Regions from separate parts of the Mus musculus genome. Here all the other regions are linked to region 1. Evidence: chromatin loops called from intact Hi-C (ENCODE). Cell type or tissue: gastrocnemius. All regions are shown on one strand. Links, peaks and the distances in the headings refer to the core of each region. The heading gives the core; the rest is flanking DNA. Region 1 has its middle 14 kb from the start of Zfp747. Region 2 holds the start of Fbrs (fibrosin). Region 3 holds the start of Prr14 (proline rich 14). Region 4 has its middle 9.0 kb from the start of Mir7060.

Region 1 (3,455 bases), core at 563-3,062:
GAGCATAGAAAGACCATCACCGTTAAGTTTAGCGTCCAATGTAAGGGCACATAATGTCAAAGCTTCAGGCCTTCGAAAAGCAGAGAACCAATACTTCCCATAGCAGTTTCTAGCTGGGCAGGAGGTGGTCCGGAGATGCCTAGAGCCCCTGATGAGCAGCAAAGCCTGGAAGGAACGGGGAATCAGGGAACCAAAGCCTCAGGGCACTTCACAGGCGCAGCTCCTTCAGAGGCCCTGCTGTGCCGCGGAATGAAGCCGGTGAGCTAACTCCGCTGTCCACTGTCACAGCTCCGCAGCAGTGTCCCCCGCATTCGCCTGGCTGCGGCGGAGCCAGAACCTACCTCAACTAGTAAGGAGCGCCCACACTGTAGCCGGCAGCAGCGCAGATCCAGTTCATTCTCGGGAGACCAGGTAGAAACGGCCGCAGCGCGGGCCCAGCAACTTCCCCGAGCTGGGAGTAGGCGAGGTGCCAGATGGTGCGTGGCAAGGTGAGGCTGGACTCTCATGGGAGCACAAACAGCGGACTCGTCCAGCCCAGGGTGGCAGGAGGGGACAGGCTGTACAATGCAGGCCAGCCTAAGCACAGAAGCTGCCAAGGCTAGACTCAGGAGAGCCAGCAGCCAGCGCGATGAGCTGGCCATGCAGCAGAAAGGAGCCTGCACTGGTGCAGAAGGCAGCAGGACAGAGAAGCTTGTCGCAGCAGAAGGCATGCCAGCAAAAGCATGCAGAGAGAGAGAGAGAGAGAGTGTGTGTTAAGAAAAATGAAAAAGGCTAAATCACAGAAGGATGGAAAAAATGTAGAGAAAATTTAATGCAGTAAAAGATATTAAGTTCGAAAACGGTAAAAGAGAAATAGATGCGCATAGACAGTAATGTCTCTGAAGAAGAAAGCGAGAAGTAGAAGTGTTTTGAAAGATACATATATGCTGAAGAAAAGAAACCGAACACAATCATAGACAGAAATACTGAGTTTGAATATAAAATAAAGTCTCCGAAGAAAGGAGAAAGAAAGTAAGTAAAAATGTTCTGTAAATGTGCATAATAAAGAGAACTCTCCAAAGGAAAGAGAGAATTAAAGAGATTAAAAGAAAATGCTTTCTTTGTTTAATAAAATGGAAAATACAATGACAGAAGGCATGTGGATTCTGTATAATTTTGTTTAAATTATCAGCAAACAAATAATTATATTTTCAGTGATGATTGCAATTTTATAAATCCCTTTCCAGTGAGATCAGAATAAAGCAGAAGGGAAAGACTGAAAAATTAAATACTAGGTTGGAGGCGACAGAAAAGAGATCAGAAAATCCTTTGATTCAGAATAAAGGATCTGGGCGTGTGGTGCACGCCTTTAATCCACCTGCCTCTGCCTCCGGAGTGCTGGGATTAAAGGCGTGCGCCACCACGCCCGGCTAGCAGGCAGATTTCTGAGTTCGAGGCCAGCCTGGTCTACAAAGTGAGTTCCAGGACAGCCAGGAATATACAGAGAAACCCTGTCTCGAAAATCAACAAAACAAAACAAAACAAAACAAAAGGAAAAGAAAAGCAGAATAAAGGATCTTCAGAGGAATTCAGTCTAAGGCTTACAGCGCCACCCTGTGATAATATCGCAGAATAGCAGTCTATCGACATGCTATGTAAAGAGGCCCGACCTAATCAGACTAGATATTGTAATAATATCGTCAAGGATCAATTACTAAATGAAGGTCTATATGCTGAGCTAAAATTAAAGATTCTGTTTGTGAATCATACAATAAATTATATGTTTCATTTTGTAGAGTTCAGAGACTTAAGATATAAACATACGTAAATACATCATACAATTGATACTTACTCAAGATTTCAATGTGCTTCTGCCTTGGGCTCTGAAGAGGCTGATGATGAGATTGCACATTTAGATAGCAATATTGGAAATGCCTTACAGATTGAAGTTGATGATGCTTCAACCTATGTCGAATTATAATGTCCGTTATGTTAGACATTGTGGCCTGAAACATGATATTAACATACCTTACAATCCTACAGGACAAGCAATTGTAGAGAGATCTAACATTATCTCAGTATCTCCCCTTTTAGTCCAATAAAAGGCTCTTTCTCTAACACCAATAAACTATATACAGTAAGCATCTATGAAAAAAATCAGGTAAGAATTACATTCATAATATCTGCGGCAGAAAGCATGGCTTTTCTCTTCAGTTCCATGGCCCTGGTCTGTCTAGCGGCTGAGCTCATGTTAGTGGGGTATGGGGAAGTGGCCAAACATCCTGATGATCTTGGGAAGAGTAAACCTGACTCCTTCCAGCTCAGGGGTCAGCACAACTGGCAGCCAAGTCCAGTTCTCCTGGAGCGGTGGAACCTGTCCAACATGTCGTCCTCCCTCTCCTCACGAGGAGGCAGGAGCTCCAGGTGGGCCTCATTCACATACATACACACGGCAGGAGGAGCATGCCAGAGATGCTTCACGGGCATCCCAGGGCCATCCCGTGGTGCTGGGCCAGGTATAGAACATTGTCCTGGACTCTGCCCCTCACCCTGGGGACAAACAGAGTGCAGGTGCTGAGCCAGAGGCCAGCCTGAGGCCGCGTGACAGGGCGTGGCACGGCGGGCACTCACAAGTCCGGGGCAGCTCCAAGCCATCTGCCTCTTCCTCCTCCTCCTCCTTCCCCCCCCCCCTCCTCTTCCACCTTCTCCTCCACCTCCTCGCCTGTAGCCCCGAACGTCCTAGTTGTTACTGCCACATGCTCGGCCCTGGGTTCACAAGATCCTCGGAGTGCCCGTAACAGATAATCTACCCTTTTATCCTATCATTCATACCCCCCCTTTTTCTTTTCGTCTTCCCCCTCCTTTCCTCTTAACACTAGAAAAGAGAGAAAGAAGAATAGAGGAAAGAAAAAAAGAGAAAGAGATCCCTAGGTCTAACGTCTTTTAATTTGCTTTCTCCCTGACCAAGTCCAATAACAGCTTGTCAACAGCAGTGTTAAATGACAACAAAGATCCATCACCCATCGAACCATCAAAACCAGTCACCCATCTGCTGAGAGTCAGGGCATCTTTCTCTTAAAATTCCTTCCTGTTCTTTGGGGGCAAAGGTACCTAGAAAAATTGGGCTATTGGTCAAGTCCTGGAAGAGATAGCTGTATCGTTTGCTGTTCAGTCTCTGTGTGATGGGAAAGTGCAGGGCTTTTCTGAAGTCCTGGCTGAAGCAATCTGAGAGGCTGGAACATCCTGCTTTGAAGTTGTCCTGGATGCAACTCTTTGAAGAACCGGCAATTGAGGCAGTCTGTGAGGCTGGATCACTCGCCAGCCCCAACATACAAACTTTTAAAAGTAACATACATGTATGAATTAACAGAGGTGTGGAGGGGCTGGTGAGGTGGCTCAGTGGGTAAGAGCCCTGACTCCTCTTCCAAAGGTCCCGAGTTCAAATTGAGTGGGGCCAACTAGAGCGAGCAGGGTTG
Region 2 (3,270 bases), core at 1-2,500, 120 kb before region 1:
ATAAAAACAAAACCAAAAAAAAAAAAAAAAAAGCCCAGGGTCATCAAGATAGCTCAACAGGTAAAAGCACTTGTGACGCCTGATGGCCTGAGTTCCACCCCATGTTAGAAGGAGAACTGACCCTTCAAAAACACATGGACACTGTGGCCTCACCTCTCAACCCAATACCTTTTTCTTCTCTCCCTTCCTCCTCAAAACTTAATTCTGGTTCAATATGCCCCATGTTCCCATTTAGGAAGGATGTCTATTGTTTGTGGGAGTTGTTCAAACTGCAGGCTGCTTGCTTAAACCCCCACAATAGTGCCCACCCAACAGCTCCTGGCCCCACTCACCCTCTCATCCAGATCACTTTCTGCGTCACACTGAGAAGATAAAGAGAAAGACATCAGGGGATAGGAGAGGGACCCAACAGGGAAGGGATGGGCCATTACAGGTAGGTGACACTTACTATATATCCAGCTTCCAGAGAGTGACGGGAGAAGGCCTGAGAAAGACCAGAGTCCAGAAGTAAGGGAGGCTGACTGACCAAGCAACTGTACAAAGCCACTACTCCCAGCAAGACCTTCAAGAGGACTTAAAAGCTACTCTCCATCATGCTCTTGTTTCTCTGTTTACTTCCACCTCCGCTACCAACCAGCTTACTATTTTCCTAATACTCTAGGTTCTCAAATCTTAAAACTGTATTCAAAACAACTTTTCCTCACTTCTTTCCTCAGCAAACTTCTGACTACACTGGGGCCCAAGACGTTCTAGGGGGCTTTCCCTAACCGCAACCCTCTGCCCATCCCCCAGACAGAATGAGTGGCTTCCTCATGTGGGTTTCTGTAGCACTTTGCCTAGATCTCTCCCAGATCACTGCCTTACACAGCTGCTCAAGCTAGTCTAGGTGCTTGCTTTTTGGCTGTTTCTTTCCCCTTAGGCTGCCACCAGCTAGAGGAAAGGACAGGACATCTCTTATTTATAATTCAGCTGTCTTTGATGTATCTCTTGAATTATCAGCTTGTTAGTAGTATACATAGCACAAGCAAAAGCAAGTGAGTTTGACTCTAGTTAGGTCCTTCAGACCTGGATTGGAGATGGGGCTGCTGTCCAATTTGTTCTGCCTTCCCCTGTGCTCCTAGACACTAGGATTACTGCTGGGATCGGCAGTTGTGATGCTCGTGGGAAGTCAGTCTACAGGAATGATATATTCCGACTGAACAAATTGGAAGGACTGGAATCTGGGACATGCTCACCTCTTTCCTTCTTCGCTTATTGGGCCATTTACGGGGCCTATCCCCAGAGGGTCGGCCAGGCTCACGGTCTGAGCTGTCCCCTGGTTCCCCAGTGGCCCCACTGGAGCCCCCCCTCTTCCGTTTCCCAGAATGCTTCAGCCGATGTTCCAGTCGTTCTGGGGGCTGAAGAGATGCATCCTTCTGTAGAAGAGGTGGTGGAAATGTGGTTGGAGAAAGAAAAGCTCCTTAACTCTCTAAGGGTGACCAAGTTACTCAAGTGCCTCTCAAGCAGGGGAACCTAGGTAGTCCCCAGACACTAGCTCTACCTCCTCCCACCCCAGGGTGGGGCAGAAACCCGGCAAGAGGAGCCGGTTGCTCTGGTTTGGGGTGTCACCACTGCCCCCTCAACCCCATCCTCTGTAAGGGCTATACCCTTCTCTCTGCCCTTCTGACCCACCTCCCAAAGACCCCCAAATCCCATTAGGGCACACCTGCAAGGCCTCAAGGCTGGCAAAGCTAGCGATGGCAAAACCATCGATCAGGTCTTCCTCCTCTTCCTCCTCCTCAGGCTCCTCCTCGGCTTCTCCGTCGTCTGCGCCCCCCTCTTCCTCCTCGTCCTCTTCCTCTCCGCGGCTGCCCGAACCGGCAGGCCGCTTCCGAGCTCGCGGTCTCGGGGGTCGAGGCCTGGGTCGGGGCCGCCGCCGTCGTAGGCCCCCAGGCCGCTCTCCAGATGAAGCTGACGACCAGGGACGGGCGGGCGGCGGCGGTGACGAGGAGGATGAAGAGCCTCGCGGGGCGGCCAACAAGGCCCGGGGCGCGTCACCGCCTGGACCTCGGCGGCGCCGCTGCTCCCGATCACGGTCTCGCCGCGAGCAGCGTCTCCGTCGCCGCTCCCCTTCAGCTGCCCAGCCCGGGCCTGGGGCCGCGGCCGTCTCCATGGTGACGGCCCTCAGCGCCGCATCCGGAGGCGGCGGGGCCCGAAGCGGCCTGTCCACAGGCCCCGGGTCGCGAGCGCGGCGCTGGCGCTTGCACAGGGACGGGAGAGCTCCGGCTTCCTCTTTAAAACAGGATCCGCTGGCCTCTGGCTTGCCCCAAGGCCAAGGCCCAGAGAGCCGGCGCCGCCCCCGGGGCGACAAGCCTGAAGGCCCCCCCTGTAGGGCTGGCGGGGCCGCGACGACTAAAACTGGGCGGCCGTCCCTTTAAGGCGAGGCCTCAAATTGTCCAGCCCCCGGCCCCTTTAAGACGACTCCACCGTGTCCGGCTGGTCTAGTGCGGTGGCGGCCCCGTGCCAGGGGTCGAGGCAAGTCTCCCAGAGGAAGAGGAAGGACCACCCCTTTAAAAGGGGCGGAAAGCACGACTTCCCCTTTAAAAGTGTCTCAAGTCCTCCGGCTGAAAGAGGCCACCCCTTTAAAGAGTCCAGAGGCCTTCAAACAGCGAGTCGTCCCTTTTTAGAGAGCGTAGCTAAGTTTCTAGCCCTTCACAGGCTGTCACTTCCCCTTTAAGATGAATTTAATGAACTTCTTGCGTGGGGCAGGAGGTAGGAAAACTCCACTTGCCCCAATTCTTCCAGCAGGAGTTGTTTGTCAGCTTCTGCTGTCCCCTTTAAGACTGGCGTTGGAGTCGGCCGAGTTCGGTACCCACCCCTTTAAGGAGATTTAACGAGGTCTCCGCCTCCCGTAGCCTTGAAAGGTGCAAGGGGGCGGAGCCTGCCGTCCAAAGTCCCGGATGTGAGGCAACGGTGACGGATAGAGCTTCTCTCTCTGTCCTCCGACATAAAAGACTCTTCCTCCTTTCCTCCGTTCCTAACCGGCTTGTAGCTAGAAGGATCCGGAAAGGCCACTGGACAGTGAGGAACTCCGCCGTATCCTCCTGTTGTCTTCTTCGGCGTCTACGGCTCTTCTCCACCAGAACTTCCCTGCCCCTCCTCCCTCTTCCTCCTCAGCCAACGCCTCCTTCCTCTCTCCGCCTCCTTCCCCCTCCCTCCGAGGCTCAGTCGTTTATAGGTTGGCAAGTAAACGTCAATGCAAAGGGCGGAGTCAAAGTCGCCGGAGTGCCG
Region 3 (3,455 bases), core at 321-2,820, 110 kb before region 1:
GGATTTTTGGGTTTTTTTTTTCTTTCTTTCTTTTTTTGGGTTTTTTTTTTGGGGGGGGGTTGTTTGTTTGTTTTCTGAGACAGGGATTCTCTGTGTAGCTCTGGCTGTCCTGGAACTCACTCTGTAGACCAGGCTGGCCTCGAACTCAGAGATCTGCCTGCCTCTGCCTCCCAAGTGCTGGGATTAAAGGCTTGCACCACCACTGCCCGGCTTTGGTTTCTTTTTTAAAAAGCACGAAAATATCATGTTTTTGTTTTACTCCCAGGTGTGGGATATGGGACTGCTTTAGATTGTCCATAGCAACTTACTAAGATTTGCCTCCAGCAGGGGCATAATTTTGCCAGCTACAGACAGGTTCTGCAATTGTATGACTTTTGGAATTCTGGGGACTTTTCATGTTAAGGCCCCCAAGGAATGGGTTGGTTATTGATTGGATGTTTGTTATTATTCACAAGAAGAAAGTAGATATCCTGATGGCGAAGATCAAACCTGCCCCAAGGAACTCGACACCCCTAATCAGCAGAAAGTAGCCTACCATCGCCCCATTCCCTCCCTTGCCTTTATTCGGAGATCTCTTTCCTCTCTATTCTTTTTCTTTCTTAACTAGTGTTAGGGGGTTGGGAGGATGGAAGAACCCACCAAGTAGCAAAGGATAGCGATAACAGGGCAGTCAGAAGAGTTTTTCATACTTAGTAGGATGTGGTTGGGTGAGTGGGTGACTGGACAGGCACATGAATTACCCAAAACCATATGGTCTTGCATTATGGAGGCTGCTTTGAAGGCTGGCTTAGTGGAACTGGTCTGACTTTAGTACTAAGCCAGGGCGGGGATGGAGGATAGGGAAGAGGGAGTGGTCTTTCACTTAAAGGGCTCACCCTGTTTGTAGTCATGACATCTTCCAACACCACGGCAAGGACCCTCCGAGAGGCCTTTTCTAGGGATGAAGGGGTCCCCAAAGGCTGCAGCCTCGGTCTTTTCGGGCTCCTGGCTTCCCATGATGCTCGAGATAGAGGCTGACGGCACAGGCTTGGCTGTGTAAAAGGGCTGGAGGGTGAAAGTAGAAGACAGTTGCCTGAACCTGTTGTTGCCTCTGTTGTAGTCGGGTGCAGCCGTCAGCATCCCCGTCTCCCGAGCTCAAGTCAGGCGGGCGGGGTACGCTCTCACCTGGAGTTCCCAGGCAAGTCCATGGGGGAAGCGGCGGTTCCGGGGAGTCCCTGGGGTATCCCAGGCTGAGGCCTGGGGTAAATTGGGGAGCGGGGGAGTGGGGAATGAGGGCCAGTTCCTCCCCCGGGACTCCGCCCTTCATAGTCCGCCTGCGGCTCCCGGTAGGGCACAGGCCCTTCCTCCAAAGGGCGCCCCCGGCCGGCCTCTCGGAGCCGGGTCTTCCCGCTGCAGCCGCCTTGATCACTCGGGCCCTGCCTGGCACCTGCCGCGAGACTGGATTGCGGAGGTTACAGCTCTCCCACCGCTCGAGCCTCCTGGGACCTTTGTCCCTGTTAGATGCCTCCCTGAGGTTCTCTGGGATCCGGTGGGATCCCGGTCCCGAGAGGCTTCCGTTTCCGCTAGATTCCTCTGTGGTCCTCGCCCCACCAAGCAAGAGCTCCAAAAGAATTACTCCACTTAGTAACAGCCCTCCCTCCTACCAGATCGCCTAAATTGGATCTCTGTGGAAAGAATCCTACTGCGCGGTTCTTCCAATCAGAAGCCGCGCAACTTGCCTCCTCCCACTGAGAGCTTCAGCTTAACGAAGTTCCCCTTGGGGGAGGCCTAAACTCATCACTGAACTCAGTCCGGATTCTGGGTTATAAACTGTCAAACCAACCGGTAGACCATTCACTCCAATCCCAGAAGGTCCAGCCCACCGGTAACATCCCACCCCAAGCCCCCGCCCTACTTGGATCCCCGCCCCGCGTTCTCGGGCGCCCCGGACCAGTTGGCTCAAACGTTTTCTTCTCCCCCCGCCTCCCGGCCCTCTCTCCAGCCCGGTCCCCCCCACTCCCACCCCTCCCCTACGCCTCTCACCGCAGCTTTCCAAGGATCCGGGTTTCAAACAGCTCCCACCTCCGGCTTCTTTAAAGCCTGCCTTATGCAGCGCTGTCCAACCGTCAGAGGCCTTCTTCTGTGTGTCTTAAGCACCGCCCAATTGCCGGTTCCGGTCTTCCGGGGTTAGGAGAAACTGCGTGAAATCTCCTGCCCGCCATAATACGTAGGGGCAAAGAAGCTCAATTGTGCCTGCACCGCCATTTTAATTGAGGGCAGTCTGATTTTAGCACTAGTCGACCGAAAAGCGTCATTTTTCAAAGGCTGGTCAGCGACCAACTACTATATCACGTTTCTTGTTATATTTGGACAAGTGTAGGAAAGCTAAAGTTTCTCCACCTAACGTAATTTTTCTTGTTCTTAACGCCGGTGAATATCGATTAAATGTTAAGGATTTGGGAATTTCCCATTTTCTTAGGTTTAAGTTCCTTAGGATTGAAGTTCCGGAAGTCGGGACGGCGGGACGGAAAACCTGAAGATCCCAAGTTAAAGAGTAGGCCTGATGTGGCCTCTAGCTTCCAATTCAGTTTCTGGAGAGACCAGGAACAGCCTAAGTGGGGAGAAGGCTGGGTGCGGTGAGCTTCATTCACTAGCATTTCTCTCTCTCCTCCCCCCCCCCCCTCCTTTCTTCCTAGGTAGTGTCTGCAGGCCACTCAGAAGGCGACTAATATAACCAACCTGGGGTTGCTTGGTGGAGCCGGTTCATTGTCCTTCCTGTTCTGGGCTGGCAGAAGTAACTCTTGGAAGAGGAGCCTGTCCTCTGCAGGGTGTCAGGTAGTCTTTTGGAATAAGAGATAAGCAGTCGATCCTAATGCTGGAGAGCCTGCTCCAAAGGACCTTTTGTTAGGAGCTGGACTACTGGTGGGGAAGAAGTGGTCATTTACTGGCATCTTGCACTATGAATGCGCCTTTACCACCTAACCAAAGCTCCTAACTCCCCAAGAATTAGCTGTTCTGTGTCTCAGTGTGTGTGTTGGTATGTGGAGGTCAGAAACCATTGTTAGGTGTCTTCCTCAATTGATCTTTTTGTTTTTGTTTGGTTTTGGAGACAGGGTTTCTCTGTGTAGCCCTGGCTGTCCTGGAACTAACTCTGTAGACCAGGCTGGCCTCAAACTCAGAAATCCACCTGCCTCTGCCTCCCAAGTGCTGGGACCAAAGGCATGCACCACCACTGCCTAGCTTGATTGATCTTTTTAAAGAAAAAAAAAATTACTTTTAAAAAAAGTATGTTTTTCAGATCTTTGTGAGCGTGAGGCCAGCCTGGTCTACAGACTTAGTTCCAGAATAACCAAGGCTGTTAAACTGATAAACCATGACTGGAAAAACAAAACAAAACAAAACAAAAAAAACAAACAAGCAAAACAACAAATATGTATGTTTATTGCCAAGTGGTGGTGGGACAAACCTTTTACCCC
Region 4 (3,455 bases), core at 335-2,834, 140 kb before region 1:
GAGACAGGGTTTCATGTGTAGCTCTGGATGTCCTAGAACTCACTCTGTAGACCAGTTTAGCCTCGAACTCACAGAGATCCAGCTGCCTCTGCTCCCTAGTTTTAGAATGAAAGATGTGCACCACCATGCCTGGCTGTGGGATCCATTTCCCCCCCGCACTCAGGAGGCACACAGAGCTCTGTGAGTTTGAGGCCAGCTGCTCTACGTAGAGTTCTACAATAGTCACAACTATATAGTGAGACCTGTCACACACACACACAAAAAAAAAACCAGCAAGAAGCTAGATGAAATTATTAAAACTACACATCTTGGTGGTGCTAGAGAGATGGCTCAGCCAGTGGTTAAGAGGACTCAAGCATACCACCTGTATTCACAGAGTACCTCACAACCCTCTACATAACTCTAGCCACAAGGGATACAACACCCTCTTCTGGACTCTGCAGTAGCAGGCACACATACAGTATGCAGACATATATGCAGGCAAAACACCCAATCACATAAAATAAGTGAAAAAATTTTATGTTAAAAAAATCCAACAAAAAGCCAGGTGTGATGGCACACACCTTTAATCCCAGCACTCGGGAAGCAGAGGCAGGCGGATTTCTGAGTTCGAGGCCAGCCTGGTCTACAAAGTGAGTTCCAGCACAGCCAGGGCTACACAGAGAAACCCTGTCTCGAAAAACCAAAAGAAAAAAGAAAAAAAAAATCCAACAAAACCTCCATCTCAGTCAAAGCACAAGTAGCTCATGTCTGTAATTACACCACATGGGAAGCAGATGACATGAGGAGCTCAAAGCCAGACCCAACGGTTACAATTAAGACAATTAACAGGTGGGTGTGGTGGTTATCCCAGAAGTCAAGAGGCAGAAGTAGGAGGGCTAGGAATTCAAGATCATACTTGACTACACAGCAAATTCAAGGCTAGTCTGGGCTACATGAGACTCTGTTTCAAAAAAAAGGGTGACACTGGGTAGGTGTGTCAGTGAGTAGAGTACCTGCTGCACAAACATTAAGACCTGAATTTGGATTCCTACCACACATAGCTGCATCCCAGCACTGTGCTGGCCGGCCAGCCACCTGAAGTGCAAATTCCCTCTCTTAAAAAAATAAAGCAGATCCCAGCACTTGGGAGGCAGAGGCAGGCGGATTTCTGAGTTCAAGGCCAGCCTGGTCTACAAAGTGAGTTCCAGGACAGCCAGGGCTACACAGACAAACCCTGTCTCGAAAAAACATCATCATCATCATCATCATCATCATCATAATAATAAAACAGAAAAGGGCTGGAGAGATGGCTCAGCGGTTAGCACTAACTGCTCTTCAGAGGTCCCTGAGTTCAATTCCCAGCAACCACTAGGTGGCTCACAACCATCTGTAATGGGACCCAATACTGCCTTCTGGCATGTCTAAAGAGAGCAAAAGTGTACTCATATAGATAAAATAGATCTTTTGTTTTTCTTTTAAGTAGAAGCCAGGCAGTGATAGTATGATGTGCATGAGTCTTGATAACATAATACTAAGTGAATGAAGCCAGTTATAAGATTAGGTGCGTTATGTACGAATTGTCTCTGAAGTTGTCATTTGATTTTTAAACTAAAAGTTATTTGGAGACTGGTTTCACTATGTAGTCCTGGCTAGCCTGCAACTTGCTATGTTGACCAGGATGGCCTTACAGATGATTATGAATTGCCATGTATGTGAGGGCTGGGAAGCGAACCTGTGTCCTTTGCAAAAGCAACAAATGCTCTTAACTGTAGAACCATCTCTTCAGCCCCTTAGTCATCCCCTCTCCTACAAGGTCTCATATATCCTTTGCTGGCTTGGAACTCCGTATGTATGTAGCTCAGGAAGACCTTCAACTTCTGACCCCTCTTAGTGCTAGAGTTAGAAGCAGTCACTGTCACATATCTTCTCAATGTAAAATTTAGAGAAAATAACCTGTGTATTTATTTGCCTGCATGCATATGTGTGCATCATGTGCATGCCTGGTGCCAGAAGAGAGGACATCAGATTCCCTGGAACTAGTATAAAGACTGTTGTGAGCCTCCATGTGGGTGCTGGGAGCACAATCTGGGTCCTCTGCAATAGTGTTAAGTACTCTTAACCACTAAGACAGTCCAGCCATTAAAACATTATTTTGTGTATGTGCACAAAGTTCAGATATGGAGACATTACCTCTCCAGGAGCTGGAGATCCAGGTGGTTGTGAATTCTTTGACATGAGGGTTAGGAGCCAAACCAAATGGTCCTCCTGTAACTGCAGTATGTGCCCTTAACTTCTGAGCTATCTCCATTCTTATATATTTACTTTTATGTAGTGCTGGGGAGGGAACTCAACTTGACCCATGGAGTCAAACACTGCGCTGACTGAGCTTGCTCTAGTTGTCTATCATTGTGATACTCTGAACCAGGACTGTACCAACACACCTGGTGGGGGGCACACAGTTGCACTTTTAGTTACAAGCAAGAGTCCAAACAATCTGTATTTGTGCCGAGGTTCAGGTCATTCACTTAGACCCCACCCACAGTTTTACTGTCTGGGTTGGAAGTAACCTCATTCCTTTTTTTTTTTTTTTTTTTTTTTTTTGGCTTTTTCGAGACAGGGTTTCTCTGTATAGCCCTGGCTGTCCTGGAACTCACTCTGTAGACCAGGCTGGCCTCGAACTCAGTGCTGGGACTAAAGGCGTGCGCCACCACTGCCCGGCTTGGGTTTTTTTTTTTTTTTTTTTTTTTAATACTTGAACTAGGTACAGTGGCAGATGTTTATAATCCCGGATTAGAGGGGTGAGGCAGGAGAGTCTGGAATTTAATAATATCTCATGGGCTATATATAGCATCTAAAAGCAAGGAAGGAATGTATCTAGCTCAGTTGGGTGAGTACCTTTCTATAGAGTACAAATCCCTAGTATATACCATAGCCCTGTAAAACAAGGCATGGTAGTGCTACAGATTCAATGCCAACCTGGCCTACATGGCCAGTTCCAGGCCAGCTAGAGCTACATAGTGGGAGGGCCTATTATACAGGAAATTAAAAAAAAAAAAAAAAAGCTGTTCAAGGCCATCCTTGGCTATATATTGAGTTCAAGGCCATCTAGACCTATATGTAATTCTGTCTTAAAAACAAACAAAACTATTTTTTACAAATAAGAACATAGCACAGGTATAGTACAATGCTCGGGGGTTAGAGGGATGATGGCTCAATGGTTAAGAGCACTGGCTGATCTTCCAGAGGACACAGATTCCTAACACCCACATGACAGTTCAAAAACATCTGTAATTGCAGTCTAATGGGATCTGATGCCCTCTCTTGTAGTCTCCAAGAGCACTGCATGCACATGGTGCACAAATATACATGCAGAGAAAACACCATACAAATAAAATAAAAATATTAACAAGTAGTACATTGCTCTGGATTCAAGATTACAGACAAGGCATGATAGTGCATGCTTTTAATCCAGC

The links. Peaks named below come from ENCODE experiments on the same cell type or tissue, not always from the same donor. Only the 100,000 strongest peaks of a DNase experiment are listed, where the experiment ranks them.
Region 2: a loop joins it to region 1, with 2.6 times the contacts of the local background. A loop is called at or near these places in 25 of 42 quality-filtered maps.
Region 3: a loop joins it to region 1, with 2.4 times the contacts of the local background. A loop is called at or near these places in 13 of 42 quality-filtered maps.
Region 4: it touches region 1 in a loop (5-fold over the local background); 22 of 42 quality-filtered maps call a loop at or near these places.

The regions. Positions count from the first base shown.
Region 1 is chr7:127,360,697-127,364,151 of GRCm38, reverse strand. It overlaps the pseudogene Gm51260. Among named protein-coding and RNA genes, the nearest start is that of Zfp747, 14 kb to the left of the region's middle. In gastrocnemius, for the core only: a CTCF peak has its summit at 1,608; DNase peaks (open chromatin) are centred at 1,514, 2,370 and 2,547; H3K4me3 peaks cover 751 bases; H3K27ac peaks cover 519 bases.
Region 2 is chr7:127,478,081-127,481,350 of GRCm38, reverse strand. Fbrs (fibrosin) reads right to left here and starts at 2,393. Exons shown (of 18, transcript NM_010183.2): 1 at 1,706-2,393; 2 at 1,236-1,415; 3 at 449-484; 4 at 333-362. The coding sequence starts at 2,152. In gastrocnemius, for the core only: no CTCF peak of the experiment used is centred there; DNase peaks (open chromatin) are centred at 1,317 and 2,485; H3K4me3 peaks cover 2,339 bases; H3K27ac peaks cover 2,106 bases.
Region 3 is chr7:127,469,687-127,473,141 of GRCm38, reverse strand. Prr14 (proline rich 14) reads right to left here and starts at 1,528. Exons shown (of 11, transcript NM_145589.2): 1 at 1,165-1,528; 2 at 876-1,044. The coding sequence starts at 1,187. In gastrocnemius, for the core only: a CTCF peak has its summit at 1,349 (motif pointing left); DNase peaks (open chromatin) are centred at 1,416, 1,958, 2,106 and 2,655; H3K4me3 peaks cover 2,500 bases; H3K27ac peaks cover 2,500 bases.
Region 4 is chr7:127,496,506-127,499,960 of GRCm38, reverse strand. No RefSeq gene overlaps it. Among named protein-coding and RNA genes, the nearest start is that of Mir7060, 9.0 kb to the right of the region's middle. In gastrocnemius, for the core only: a CTCF peak has its summit at 1,355 (motif pointing right); a DNase peak (open chromatin) is centred at 1,350.